Linked DNA regions of Mus musculus: region 2 is linked to region 1. Evidence: chromatin loops called from intact Hi-C (ENCODE). Cell type or tissue: gastrocnemius. All regions are shown on one strand. Each heading gives the region's core, and the rest is flanking DNA. Links, peaks and the distances in the headings are about the cores only.

The links. A loop is a pair of places that touch in the nucleus more often than their neighbours do. Peaks named below come from ENCODE experiments on the same cell type or tissue, not always from the same donor. Only the 100,000 strongest peaks of a DNase experiment are listed, where the experiment ranks them.
Region 2: a loop joins it to region 1, with 2.0 times the contacts of the local background. A loop is called at or near these places in 2 of 42 quality-filtered maps.

The regions. Positions count from the first base shown.
Region 1 is chr1:176,696,161-176,703,333 of GRCm38, reverse strand. It overlaps Gm26104 (a small nuclear RNA gene), which reads right to left and starts at 2,717; the gene lies at 2,608-2,717. In gastrocnemius, for the core only: CTCF peaks have their summits at 3,348 (motif pointing right) and 4,494; DNase peaks (open chromatin) are centred at 3,346 and 4,369.
Region 2 is chr1:176,426,711-176,433,883 of GRCm38, reverse strand. Gm36536 (predicted gene, 36536) reads left to right here. Exons shown (of 4, transcript NR_151528.1): 4 at 3,092-3,773. Among named protein-coding and RNA genes, the nearest start is that of Gm36536, 97 kb to the left of the region's middle. In gastrocnemius, for the core only: a CTCF peak has its summit at 5,232 (motif pointing right); DNase peaks (open chromatin) are centred at 3,429, 5,261 and 5,788; H3K27ac peaks cover 883 bases.

The DNA of each region.
Region 1 (7,173 bases), core at 906-5,905:
TCATATGGAAATTATGATTGCTGAAACTTCCTAAACTAGATCTGTGTACATACATAAAAAGAGTTAAAAATGAAGTTGCCTTATAACAGCCAACAGTGTCCCTACTAGACACCAGATGCTAACAATCGAGCAACTAATTCATGATTACTTTTTAGAGTTGTTGGCAAGTGAGATCCCAAAGACAATCTTCTATGTGTTGTCCACATCAAGACTGCTACCATTGTTCTTGGTTGCTCTCCAGAGCCTACAATAAGACCCCATTGCTGAAGACACTACATACTTGAGTCCTGGAACATGGAGAAATCAGACTGGTACTAACCTTACATCCTTTGACTGACTCTCACTGGTTGCCCCCAGCAATGGCAGAACAAAAGGAGAAAACTTTTTACCTCTTTCCTAAGCCCTTCTTCTAAAACCTACAGGAAACGTGACCCCTGCAGTCTCCTCAGAGTCCTCCTCGTGCTGCTGTCTGTGGCATTAGTAACCTTGAACAAATCTATTACCAAAAAAGACAATCTAGGTCAATGTCCTCCTTGAACCACAAACCCAAAGGCTTTCAGAACACTGGGTCTTGCTCACACTAAGTATGTGTTCTACCACTGTCCTGTGCTTACTAACTTAAAAAAAATTTCCCTACAGATGAAGTCCTGTTGCTTCATTTGGGAGCTGTACCCCATGTGTGGCTTTTGGGCACCTGATGCCCTTGTGTTGTAGGAAACAAACATTTTTCAGCTTATAATTTCACGAGGGAATTTGGGGAGCAGAGTATAGCTGCATTCTAGTGTATTAAAGGTGTGTTTTCCAAGGGCACTGGTGTTCCTGACTTATTCTATTTTTAATGCCCTCAGCCTTGGAGTGCTTTGCTGTCTGCTTTCAATGCTTGTATTTCTGAAGTGTGGGATCCATGGAAAGGATCCAGAATGACAGCAACACCCCTAACATGGTAGTCCAGTTTAACAGTTCACTTCCACTCTAGGTCATAATCCAAACTATGGAGAAAATCAGGATATTTGATCTCTATTTTGCAAAGCACTTTAAATTTTCTCAAAACCTTTCTAACTACAAAATTAAGTGGATGTCAGAGACAGCCTCTGCTCCAGTTGTTAGGAGGCCCACATGAAGACCAAGCTGAACATCTGTTACAAATGCACAGAGGGCCTATGTCTAACCCATGCCTGCTATTTGTTTGGTGGTTTGGTCTCTGTGATCCCCCATCAACCCAGATTGGTTGCCTCTGTGATGTCCTTGATCCCTCCGGCTCCCTCAATCCTTTCCTCAACTCTTCCACAAGACTCTGATCTCTGCCTAATGTTTGGCTGTACGTTTCTACATCTGTTTCCATCAGCTGCTGGATGAAGCCTCTCAGAGGACAGTTATGCTAGGCTCCAACACTGGGTAGGAAGAAAGAAGGATAGAGAGGAAAGGAGGTGTAGGTCTCTTTAGACTACTTACTGCTGATCAGGGTTGCTGGGTTCTTGGGGCAAGTCTAATCTAGACAGGATATCTCTAACTTCTTGTCAGATCACAGCAGCAACCAGGAGCAGCCTCTTCCTCCTCTTTCTCTTTCTCCTCCTCCTCCTCCTCCTCCTCCTTCTTCAGAGTCCTCCCCCTCAAGTCTGTCTCTGGGCTTTGGCATTTATATCCTCTCCAAATCTCCAGAGTCCTTAGAATTAAACTGTGCAGCTGGCAGAATCACACCCCTGCCAGGGCACCCATGAGGCAAATAGTCAGCTGCTGTAGATAATCTGAAGCAGCCCCCATGTCCTACAGGTGGGATTAAAATAAAAGCATGTTCACATAACATAACTGGGTTTTTTAAAAATTAGGTATTTATTTCATTTACATTTCCAATGTTATCCCAAAAGTCCCCGACCCATTCCCCCACCCACTCCCCCACCCACCCACTCCCACTTCTTGGCCCTGGCATTCCCCTGAACTGAGGCAGATAAAGTTTGCATGACCAATGGGCCTCTCTTTCCACTGATGGCCGACTAGGCCATCTTCTGATACATATGTAGCTAGAGACACGGGCTCTGGGGGGTACTGGGTAGTTCATATTGTTGTTCCACCTATAGGGTTGCAGATCCCTTTAGCTCCTTGGTTACTTTCTCTAGCTCCTCCATTGGGGGCCCTGTGATCCATCCAATAGCTCACTGTGAGCATCCACTTCTGTGTTTGCTAGGCCCCGGCCTAGTCTCACAAGAGACAGCTATATCTGGGTCCTTTCAGCAAAATCTTGCTAGTGTATGCAATGGTGTCAGTGTTTGGAAGCTGATTATGGGATGGATCCCCGGATATGGCAGTCTCTAGATGGTCCATCCTTTTGTCTCAGCTCCAAACTTTGTCTCTGTAACTCCTTCCATGGGTGTTTTGTTCCCAATACTAAGAAGGGTCAAAGTGTACACACTTTGGTCTTCGTTCTTCTTGAGTTTCATGTGTTTTGCAAATTGTATCTTATATCTTGGGAATTTTAAGTTTCTGGGCTAATATCCACTTATCAGTGAGTACATATCATGTGAGTTCTTTTGTGATTGGGTTACCTCACTCAGGATGATGTCCTCCAGGTCCATCCATTTGCCTAGGAATTTCATAAATTCATTCTTTTTAATAGCTGAGTAGTACTCCATTGCGAATTTGCGTGTTATCCTTGCGCAGGGGCCATGCTAATCTTCTCTGTATCGTTCTAATTTTAGTATATTTGCTGCCGAAGTGAGCACATAACTGGGTTTTAAAAGAAACCCAAGTTCTCACTACAGGTGCTCTCCTTCCACCTCAGGTGCGCTAGCAGATTCTGTGGCCAGCACTTCAATCCTCTGTGCCATCTTGCTGATCCAAAAGACTTGTTTTTAAGTCACAATCTAAAACTTTTCAGCCATGGTTACTTATTCCTGGTGCTTTGGGCCTGGCAGCACCATGGCAGAGGATGTTCATCTCATGGTGCCTATGAAGCAAGGTGGGGAAGGGGCTGGAATGCCAATAGCCACTACAAGTGCCCACCCTCCAAATATGTCACTTCCTCTCCCTGAGCACTTCCCCTGAAAGGCACCCACAGAATAGGTACTGCATCTTAAACACTTGAGCCTTTGGGGGGGGTGTATTTAAAATTCAAACAACAGCATGGGAGAATTAGTGGTTTAGTGCTCATGTTGCCATAGCAGAGAAAATAAATTAGGAAATATAGACTTTGGGGGCATACCTTCATAGGCTGAAAGATGGTTGATTGCCAACATGGGTCTTGGTTTGGCTCTGCCATGGGTATGCTGGGTCAGAGTTTTAGAGTCCTCTGCTCTCTAGCCTAACATTCTGCCCAATTCAGACATTTCTACTGCAGCAGCCCCAGCAGCAGGTGGCAGTCTTGCCCATGACTGAATTCTCTTGGTGTCAGGAGATCATTTTTCCACCTCATTCTTTGTCACTGATAGATAGATCTAGACATCAGGTTTTTACTAATTATGTTGAAGTAAACTCTTCTGCCAGACATTCTCTTGTGTATTCCATGTCTGCTTTCTGGACTTCTTCAATATAGTCTTTATTCTTGTTTTACCTGAGACATGAAGCTGTCTGTTCTTCCTGACATTAGTCTCATTAGCTTTTGCAGTGGTTGGTGGACCAGCTGGCTCTTTCCATCAGCCAATTGTGTTCTGCTTTGTAGAGAGACTCACAAAATTGTGACTCCTGACAAACAGTGATGCAGAACATAGGACTGAAAACACTACTCAGTGGAAGAACACTGACCCAACATTCCCAAGGCCCTGGGTTCTATTCTAAGGCGGGTGGAGTATACAAGAACAGCACATGAATAGATACCAAGGCAGTGTTAACATTGGGTTTCCTTTTGGAGTGCTTTTCCATCTAATGAATTCTTTCTACCTTTGTCCTCTGTGCAGGACACTGCAGGAGGCTAATCTTGATTTAATACCTCCCTCAGGTGCCCTTGCTTTTTTATCCTGGTTGATATGGGTCAGTGGGAGACCTCTATAGAAGCTTTGGGGGGCCAGGGAGGAAAGATGGAGAAAGGCAGGGAGGGAGGGAGAGAGAACAGAAAAAAAGAGGCAGACAGACAGACACACATACAGAGAGAGAGACAGAGAGGATAAACTAGCCAAGGAGCTATTCCACAGAGCTGTCCCTAGTACCTGCTTCTTGTTACTTCCCTAGCTCTGTAATAGACCTGTATTCAAGTCCACCTGGCCCTTGGAGAGTGCAACCACTTCCTCCGGCATCATGGTGGGCACAGAAAGCACAAAGACCACAAACATGCTGAAGCATTTGAGCTGTACAAGGGCAGGTCTCCTGAGTCTGCATGTGTAAACCTATTTGTCTTAAGCTCCTAGATACATGATTTTGAACTTGGCCCCAGCGAGGGATTCAAGTTGGTGTCGAGGACTTGTGGCTGTTGGTTTTTATAATTAGCCTTCCTTCTCCACAACTGGTCAACAGTGTGCAGGTTTCATAAAAGTGTGATCTCTATCTTTGTCCATGGAGAGGCAGTCTAACATCATGAGGAAAGCTCAACTTTGGAGCAGAGAATGAAGTTTGAAGCAGAAGCCTCACAATACTGAAAACGAAACCTAAAGTCTATGAGCCCCAACTTCTGTATATACAGAGAGACAAAGATTATTTATAGACAAAAAAAAATCTTTATAGATAAAAAGAATGTCTGAAAGACATGTTTAGCAAATATGTCTGCCAATCTCTTATTCTCTGTTTAACCCAAAGTAGGGATTCAATGGATGGTGGTTTCATACATAGAAGGGGAATGATAACTATTTCAAAAAGATATGATGGGAATAAGGATCCTATCTGAGCTATGCAATCTGAGAATGGAAGAAGCATAGTCCACCTATGAATGGTGTGGGGTGAACAGGGAGTAGGAAGAAGAATGTTCCCTCAGGCTCCCAGAGAGGGCAAAATATTCTTACTGGGGATGGCAAACATTTGAAAAGATATGAGTGGGACCTTTCTTGGAATCGTGATTGTCTCCCTGAATCTTTGTCTGTCCTGCTGAGTTTGTTCATTGAGTGCTTTCTGTCTTCTCTTCTCTACTTCCAACACACACACACACATACACACACACACACACACACACACACACACACACAGAGAGAGAGAGAGAGAGAGAGAGAGAGAGAGAGAGAAAGAGAGACAGACAGACAGACAGACAGAGGCAGACAGAGACAGACAGAGACAGAGAGAGAGAGAGAGAGTGTATTCAGAATCCCCCTCTTTGCTAAGGTATAGTTTTTATGCACAGATTAGCCCTATTTGTTTCCTAATTCATTAGTTTCTGCTTCTGTATTTATTACAACCCTAACGCCACTTTCCTCATGACAGTTAATGTTTTATTAGTTGGTTTTTTTTTAAAATCTTAATAACCCGCCTTTATTCTGCTGTAGTTGTTTTTCAGGAGTCTTTTATTTTCTGCATTCTCTAGACAGTCTGAAAATTTGTTTAGATTTCTTTTTAACACAATAATTATTTAGGAAGGAGTTCTAAAATGTCCACGTTGTAATTTCTAAGTGCATTACGTTGTAATCAGAGGCTATTATAGGTACAACATTTTTGTCTAAGTTTGGTGTGGAGTCCAGGAGGCCTTGGGTGCTCTATCTTACATAGGGTGAGCTCAAACTCCCAACCACCTGGCTTGCAAGTATACACCACTGCACATAGATAGAGGAAGCATTTCTATGTGTTTGGATTTGCTTAAAAATTCAGCGTTTTCATTTTCTGGTTGTAGGTTCTGTTACATAAGGGCTTTCCATCGAGTTTGGTTACCTTGTTGCTATGCCACAAAATTAGAGGGCAAATTAAGGTCTTCTTTTATTACATTTTTTTCCCTTCATTTTTAGCTCCTTGCATTTCAGTGTGTCGCCCTTGTGAAATATTTTATAAATAGCCTGTGGGCATCTTGTTGGTGCATCAGTGTTTTACCTTTTGTAAAGAGTTTTTTGTGTCCTCCTTGAACCCGGTCTGTCCTGGTGTTAAACACAGGTTTGACAAGGAATCTAGAGGCTCTCAAGGGCGAGGATAGCGATTCAGCACCACGGACAGCTCTCACGCGGTCCAACTTCCACTTCTCCAAAGGCTCCAAGTGAGAACAGCAGCATGGAGAATCACCTACAAAAAGGAGGATTGGCTTCTGTGTTTGTGTAAGACTTATTCAACAGTTAATAGACCTTCAGAGATGTTGTGGCTTGAATGTGAACTGTCCCACATTGGCTTACCTGTTTGATGACTTGGTCTGATGTCTGTGTTTCAGGAAGTTGTGGAACATTTAAAATGTGGGTAGGTAGGTGTCCCTTTCCTCTCCATATACATCGCTCTTGAATCTGTTTGATCAGCAGAAGAGGATGGCCTTCTTTCCCTAATAGGAGGATTGGTCTTTGGTCAAGAGCATCTATAACCATACTCCCTGGCTGGAACCTCCAAACAAGCCTCGGATTTATCCAATCAAATTTTCTCCTGGTTCATCATTCACCAAACATGATTCTGATTATAAATCAGCATCCCATATAAGTACATCTGTATTTAAAGAGTGTTCAATGTATAATACCAATAATAACAGTTCACTTCCAGTGACTACAGAAAGTCCCAGGACAACGCATTACCCTGCTTCTACAAATCCAGTGTGATGATGAGTCTGCCTCCAGAGACACCATCCCTTTTCAGCATCAGCTGCATCTGTAAGGTTGAGAGACAGAACTTAACACTTCATAGCTTTGCTCAGACACTTGCTACATAGCCTTCTTCCAGTGAGCTCCACCATGAGCACTCTAATGTCATGCTGTTCTTGCCATAAAAGCCTGACAAGAGGGCGTGTGAGCCCCGCAGTGCTCCACCCAAACCCCGGTCTCCTAGCTCACACATTCCCACTGACTGGCCATCCAACTCACATGGTCCTGACTAAGCGTCACTGCTCCTGAATGCCTGGCAGGATGGAAGGCTGGCACATTCAAGCTGCCAGGTAGGAATTAAAACATCTGCTTAATTCCTGAGAGAAATTATTTGGTTAAAGGAAAGTATCTTTTAACAAATATTTGTACTTAACTAAAGAAGAGAGAACAAACAAGTAATTTGCAAATATGATTATTTGCTTTCTCAACTGATAACAGCCCAGTTGATTATTTGTTATCATCCAGATTTAGCACAGACTAAGCCTTGGGCAAAATGACA
Region 2 (7,173 bases), core at 1,164-6,163, 270 kb after region 1:
CTCCCCTTGAGCTGGATCCCACTTTGGTCCTGTCACTGGACCTTCTTTTCCTCAGACTCCTCTCCATTTCCATCCTTGTAATTCTTTCAGACAGGAACAATTATGGGTCAGAATTGTGACTGTGGGATGGCAACCCCATCCCTCACTTGATGCCCTGTCTTCCTGCTGGAGGTGGGCTCTATAAGTTCCCTGTCCCTACTGTCTGCATGTCATCTAAGGTCCCTCCCTTTGGTTCTCAAGAGTCTCTTACCTGCCAGGTCTCTGGTGCATTTTGGAAGGTCCCCCCTCAACCTCCTATTTCCTGAAGTTGCCTGTTTCCATTCTTTCTGCTGACACTCAGGGCTTCAGTCCTTTTCCCTCTCCCAATACCAGATCAGGTTCCCCTTCCCCTCCAACGCCCTGTCCAGTCCACTTTCCCGCCCAGGTCCCTCCTTCCCTCCCTTCTGAGGTAACTCAGACCCCAAAGGACATGCATGGTAGCATGGTATGTACTCGATAATAAGTGGATATTAGCCAAAAAAAAGGTACAGAATATCCAAGAATGAGTTTGAAATGTCTATACTGAACTGAGCTGTGTGTGGGGAGGGAACAAAGCTGAACTCAGTACCAGTGGTTATTATCATAGGAAATTAAACAATCCTTTGTGCCTGCTACTCGTTGGAACAATTGCAAGGGGAGTCCACCTTGGTAGGCAGCTTGCCTTTCTACATCTTATTTAATTTTCAGAACTCCATGACGTTGTCAGGGAGATTCTAATATCACATTTTCATAGAGAAGCGGTAGATACAGGTTAAATTTAGAAGTCCTGATGATATCTAATTCTTCTTACTAATTTTACAGTCATGAAAAAGGATTTCAGTATTACCCCTTTCATGGATCTTGGCTTCCTCTCGCACAGCTTGGAAAGCACAGTATGGCACGTGGTCTCTCACTTAGCCAAATCAAAGGAATACTTTCCTGTTTGTATCTGTCTTCTCTTGCATAGGCTTTTACACAGTCAAGTAGTTACTTGTTTTTAGAATGTCCTTTCTCTTGGCTTTCACTTACCCTGATCTCTTTGATTTCCTCCCACATGGCCAGCTTACCTTCTCCACCTTTTATGTGGAGACCTCCTGCTTTCTCTGACCTCTGAGTGCTGAGTTCTGTAAGTTCAAGCCTGGGCTCTTTCGGCTACCTAAGGTTCTCTAGTCTCAGTACTTTGAAAGCCACCTTTTGGACAATGATTCTTACATTGAAGTTATGTCCCCAACCTCTACCCAAAGCTCCAGATTCCTGTGTATATATAATGTGCGAGTGGTTCAATAGACACTCAAACTTACAGTTTCTGAAACAAATACCTAATTCTGCCTCACAGGAACCTGGATTCTCTCTTCCTCCTCTATTTTTATCCATCTAAGTAACTGTCATTTCATCCATGAAATTAGGAGTTGAAGGGCTTTGCAACCCCATAGGAAGAACAACAATATCAACCAACCAGACCCCGCCTCCTCCAGAGCTCCCAGGGACTAAGCCATCAACAAAGGAGTACACATGGCTCCAGATGCTTATGTAGCAGAGGATGGCCTTGTCATGCTTCAGCGGGAGGAGAGGTCCTTGGTCCTATGAAGACTCAATAGATGCCCCAGTGTAGGGTAATCAAGGGCAGGGAGGTGGGAGTGGGTGGGTGGGTGGAGGAACACCCTCATTGAAGCAGGGGGAGGGAGAATGTGACAGGGGTTCCCAGGGGGGAGGAAAATGGAGAAAGGGGATAACGTTTGAAATGTAAATAAAGAAAATATCCAATAAAAGAAAGCCCTACATGTAAAACTAAGTAAAGGAGCAAATGAATGAAACATGCTTTTCCCAATCTTTATTACCTCTCTCACTTGATCCATTGTCTGATGCCCCTTACTCTCTCCACCCTCCTACTGCTTCTTTATCCCCCTTATTTTGGGGTTGTTTTGTGTCATGGTGTCTAATACGACAGATATTAAACAGATATGAAAGTCTGGTGTATCTTCACGAAACAGATCATAGCGTAGATCCTTCTCCTCAGCTTCTTTCAGTCTTCCATAACTGAACCACATATTTGACTGTGTGTAGATATGCAAGGCAGACATCAATCAACACATAAAACTGTAAAATTTTAAATGGTCAATTCTTCCTATACAATTTCCTTTTGCTTCTACTAAAAAACAAACCAAAAAACAGAGTCAGGATCCAGGAAAGCTGGCATATCAAGGAAAAGTACCCTGTGCCACAATAGGTTTGAAGCCATAGGCATTTCCAATTATGATGCTCATATTATTGGCAACCTAACCTAAGACTCAGAGTGACTTAGCAAAGCCATGCAATTAGTTGTTGGTTCAAACAACTTAACAACGAGGTTTTCTGGTTGGGGATGGTGGCCCTGACGAGAGAGCCCACTGAGCTTCAGGAGAGGCATGCGTTCTCTCTGAGACACCCTCATTGGGTAGATCCAAACACTGTGTGCTGTTCTGCTGTCTCCTTTTAACTATTGACTCTTAGAACCCATTCTTGGCATTGGTGGCGCACCCTTTAACCCCAGCACTTGGGAGGCAGAGGCAGGTGGATTTCTGAGTTCAAGGCCAACCTGGTCTACAGAGTAAGTTCCAGGACAGCCAGGACTACACAGAGAAACCCTGTCTCAAAAAAAAAAAAAAAAAAAAAAAAAAAAAAAAAGAGCCCATTCTTGGAGGAAGAATCACCTCACTTTATGTCATATATGTGCTGATGAATCTGGTCTCAGAGTAGGTTAAAATTTGAGACAGGGAATTTTCAGGTTAATCATATGCTTTGGGGACATGCAAACATTTCATAGACACATGATGGCTCTATGGGGGAATTACCGGAAATATAGGCATTTGCTGACTTTGAGTTTTACTATGGACCATACATACTTTATTGAGTGAAGTGAATAAAAAATGGATGGTTGATTAATGTATTTAATTCACTATGCATTTATACCAGATTTTTTATCAAAGGGTCAAGTTTTAGAAAATTTGACTATATATTTTAAAAAGTAGATGACTCTATATTGGAGTTCAGTTATAAAACTTAAAGATATCTGTTATCTCTCTTGTCTTTTCAGCACGAGCTGCTAAAGAGGAAATGATTCTTAAAAGCTTTTTTTTTGTTGGAAAATATTCAAGAGACTATTGATCGCGTCTCAATTTTATGCATCAGAATCATTACTTTCAGGCCACCAGGACAAAAATAAGTGAGGACACAGGCAGAGTTTTCATCTTGCTCAATGTGGACAGATTGAAAATTACGTTACCTAAAATCATGCTGACTACACAGAGACAAGTTTATGGCCAAACTGTCACGTACAGCTGACGACAAGACATTAGAGCACCAGTCACCTGGACTCCTTGGCAGCAATCTATCATTTATATGGAGGGTCTGGATGGCTTGCTGATGGCGAGTTCAGGAAGACATGGCGGGGGCAGCAAGGTGCTCAATCCGGAGTCGACGGGAGGCGTGGCCACCTGTGCATCAGCGTGGAGTCTCCTTTTCTCCAGATGATGCACGTGTTAGCACAGATCTCACCTTTCCCAAGAAAAGTTGTTACATCTTTGCTAATAAGGTCTTTTGAGGAACTTGGTCACACCTCTTCAGTTTAATTATCATACCACACTGAAATGACTTCTTTCCTTTTCCTGCTCTCCTACTGAGAACAAATATCGACGGTTGCTTCCCATTATGACTTCAACACTGCACTAATAGATCTGTTAATATCTGTGGATGGCATAAATATATAAGAAAGACTCATATATGCTTGTGTGTGTACACACATTAATAAAACACTTATAGACAGTACCTAATACTGTTCCGGAAGTGCTGAGTGGTCAGGAGCAAGGCGCGCCTCGGGAGTTCCTGTGACGCTGGCAGGAGGGCGGGCTGGGTGGAAGGGAGGTGGGAAAGGGAAGAGGAGACATACCTGAGTGATGGGGAAATAGCAGGACTTTGGCAAGCAGAAACAAACTGGGTCAGGGACGGAACTGAGAGGAGCAGCAATCTCAAGCTTCGTTCTTGATTGTGCCTCTTCGGTTTTTATCTCGTGTGTGTGTGTGTGTGTGTGTGTGTGTGTGTGTGTGTGTGTGTGTGACTTTTACTCTAAACTTCTTCCTTTTTTAAATACAAGTTTTAATGTTTATTTATTTGTGCATATGTATGTGTGGGGGCATGCGTGTGCCACACAGAATGTGTGGAGGCCAGAGGACAACTTAGTAGAGTCATTCCCCTCTTTCAATATGTGGGTCTCAAGGTCATTGGTCTTGGCAGCAACCATCCCATCCAAGCAGGCTTCTTGCTGGCCCCACCCCTTCCTGCTCATCCTTCTGCTTAGCTATCCATGACACAAGAAGCTTCAGCCCATTATTGTTGCATTCCCTGAAGAGAAAATGAACAAGTTCATTTGGCTCTTAAGCTATTCACAGATGTCCTAACACCGTTTCTAGTTTCTGATCAGAGTCCAGCTGAGAATGTCCATCACTGAGTAAAGTCCCCCTCAGCCTCAGCCTCATCACAATTATGCCTTGCTGAGTCCCTGGGACATCACTGTGATTGGTGAACAGTTGCAGTATGAAGATGCTCACGATGCCATTCCTGTAGGAAGTTAATGGCTATGTTTGCATATATGATGTCTGTATTATGTGTGTGATACATATATACGACGTGCTTGATAACTGTGTATAATTTATGTATGTTGTTTATGTGATGTATGTGTGTTATGCATACATTTTATTTGTGTATGCTGTGATGTGTGCAATATATGTGTGTGTGTTTGTGTGTGATATATATATAGACATGGACATGAGAATGTGTGTGTATTGTCCTAGCAATGTTTTTTGTTTTGGGATTTTTTTTTTTTTTTTTTTTTTTGCCTAAAAATGGGCTTTGTTCATCTCATCACTTCAACTGCTCCATGTCATTTTGAAACAACTGAAATGTTTTCTCCTTTGCATTGCTTCAGTTTTCTTTTCTCTGTCACTCACTCTCAGTGATCATATAGCTCAGAAAAGATAAAATTGTAGCACAGGGAAAAATGCTAGGAAATAAAGTTTAATTATCATTGTTTCTATTTTATAGAGCAGAGAAAGTCAACATTTCAAAAAAAATGACTAAGATGATGTCTGCTAATAGATAATTGCCTCCCTGGAGGATTTAAAAAAAAAAGGCAACACACCTCTGATGTCCTCCATGCGCACTCCTGGCAGACACCTGGCTCACCAGCAGGGGGTGAGAAATGAAGTGTTGTCAGGGGACTTGGTTCTGAATGAAAAGCATCATTATGTATAGTCCTGGGATAGCTGGACAGGTTTGTGGATAGGTGCTATGGAGTGTCTGTGTAGAAGAATCAGGTTGGCCCCAACCCTCTGTGTCAGACAAACTGACCTCTTTGGAGGGCTGAGTCAGTGGATACCCAACAAGGAATTTGGCAATTAGTTGCTAGCGTTACACTATAGACTATATTAATTGGCACATTATATACATTTATTATATACATTTATACATTTTCCCTTTCCTGATCCCTAATCTTAATCTAGTAATTCAGTTGAGTTATGCAAAAATATGGGTTTCTGTGTTTTGACTTCCCCTTTCGAGCAGCAGATTGAGTGGCGAATGCAGACCTGAACTCTGATTCTGCTATGGCCAGGGGTCCAGAAGGAAAGATCTGAGAGTGAGCTGAAGCCAGAAGCCACGTCCACATTTGCAAATCTTTTAGTGAACACTGCCAGACACTGGTGGGGAGGAAGAGAGTCTCTTCAGCTGGTCCCTGCCTCCGCTGGAAACCACAATCTTGGACAGTCCCTGGGTTTGCCTTCTCCACTTTCCTCCGTCACACCTCCTGGCTGCCAGCATGGGGTAAGCATAATATCCTGCACCGCTTTAGAAAAAAGGCTAGGATGGGTCAGATTGCATTTACTCAGCAGACAACTACTTAAGGTCAGTTGAGGTAACAGCAGCTTCTGTATGAGAGCCAACACATCTTGCCAATTAGGCTCAAAAGAAGTAAGCACCATTTTTTCCCCCTTCTTTGCAAAAGTGATAGCTCATTTATTAATGCATTGATTTGAGCCAAGATGTAAAGAATTCTAAATTATGCATGGATTTGAGGTAAAGGAAACTTTTCTATTTTAAAGTCTCCATCCATTCAGTAACATCTTCCTTTGACTGTTCTTATTTGGTGCCTACTCTTTGGCCATAAATATATTTTACTTTGTTCTTTTATTTATTTATTTGAAATAGAGCAGAGACCGCTTTCTAGCAGGGGTGAAAACATGTTTGTAGCACTTAGTAGGTAGTCAGGTAGATGAGCTTCTACTTGTCATCCTTGAATCAGTTAACCTTGATCTTAGTTTCTTACACCAAGAATGTGTCTATGTAATATCAGGCATCCCTGTCTACAGAACAGCGTCAGTATTTGCTTGGCTTGTGCTATTCATGACAGGTGGATCATTGCTGAGAGTGCATTATTGCTGTGGCCTACCAAGTATAAATTAATAAGCAATGCGGTCCCCCCAAGATTCAACTGGAATCTCTCCTGGCTGTCGACCTCCTGAGCTTGACATTTTGCTGTGTGGTGGAAAATGTCCAGAGTGGCAGCCTCTGAGGGACCAAGGATCCCTGGACCAGCCCTGCTCTATGACCCAAAATTCTTGATGCCAGGACCTTTCTGGCAGAGGCTTAAGCAAGAGCACTCAGCAGCTGTTGGCACAAGCCTGCACAAGTCTGATCTGTGGGCATCTGCTGGGACACAAAGAAGGGCAAGGAGAGAATTGGACTTTTGGTAACTCCAGAGACAAAACAAAAACAAAAACAAAAACAAACCAAAAGACCTTGCTCTTCAGACCTGGGGGAAGATCTCAACTGAGCCCAGTTGAATAAATGGACCTGCTGCTGTGACTCCCAAAGAGATTTTGGCTCTCATTTCCCCCTGTCACCAAGATTTGAGGACATCCTAGTCTGTATTTGAAAAGACCTTTTAGCCACCAGTAGAGAAGGAAGCTTCTAACGGACTGATATCTATGAACACATTCTGCCATCCTTCTCAAGGACATAGAGAACTGATTCATGACCTGCTTTATGCTCAGGGGCCTCCAGGGCTCCGTGCACAACAGAAAAACTGGACAGTCACGAAAGGATGTGACCAATGATGGGAAGGGG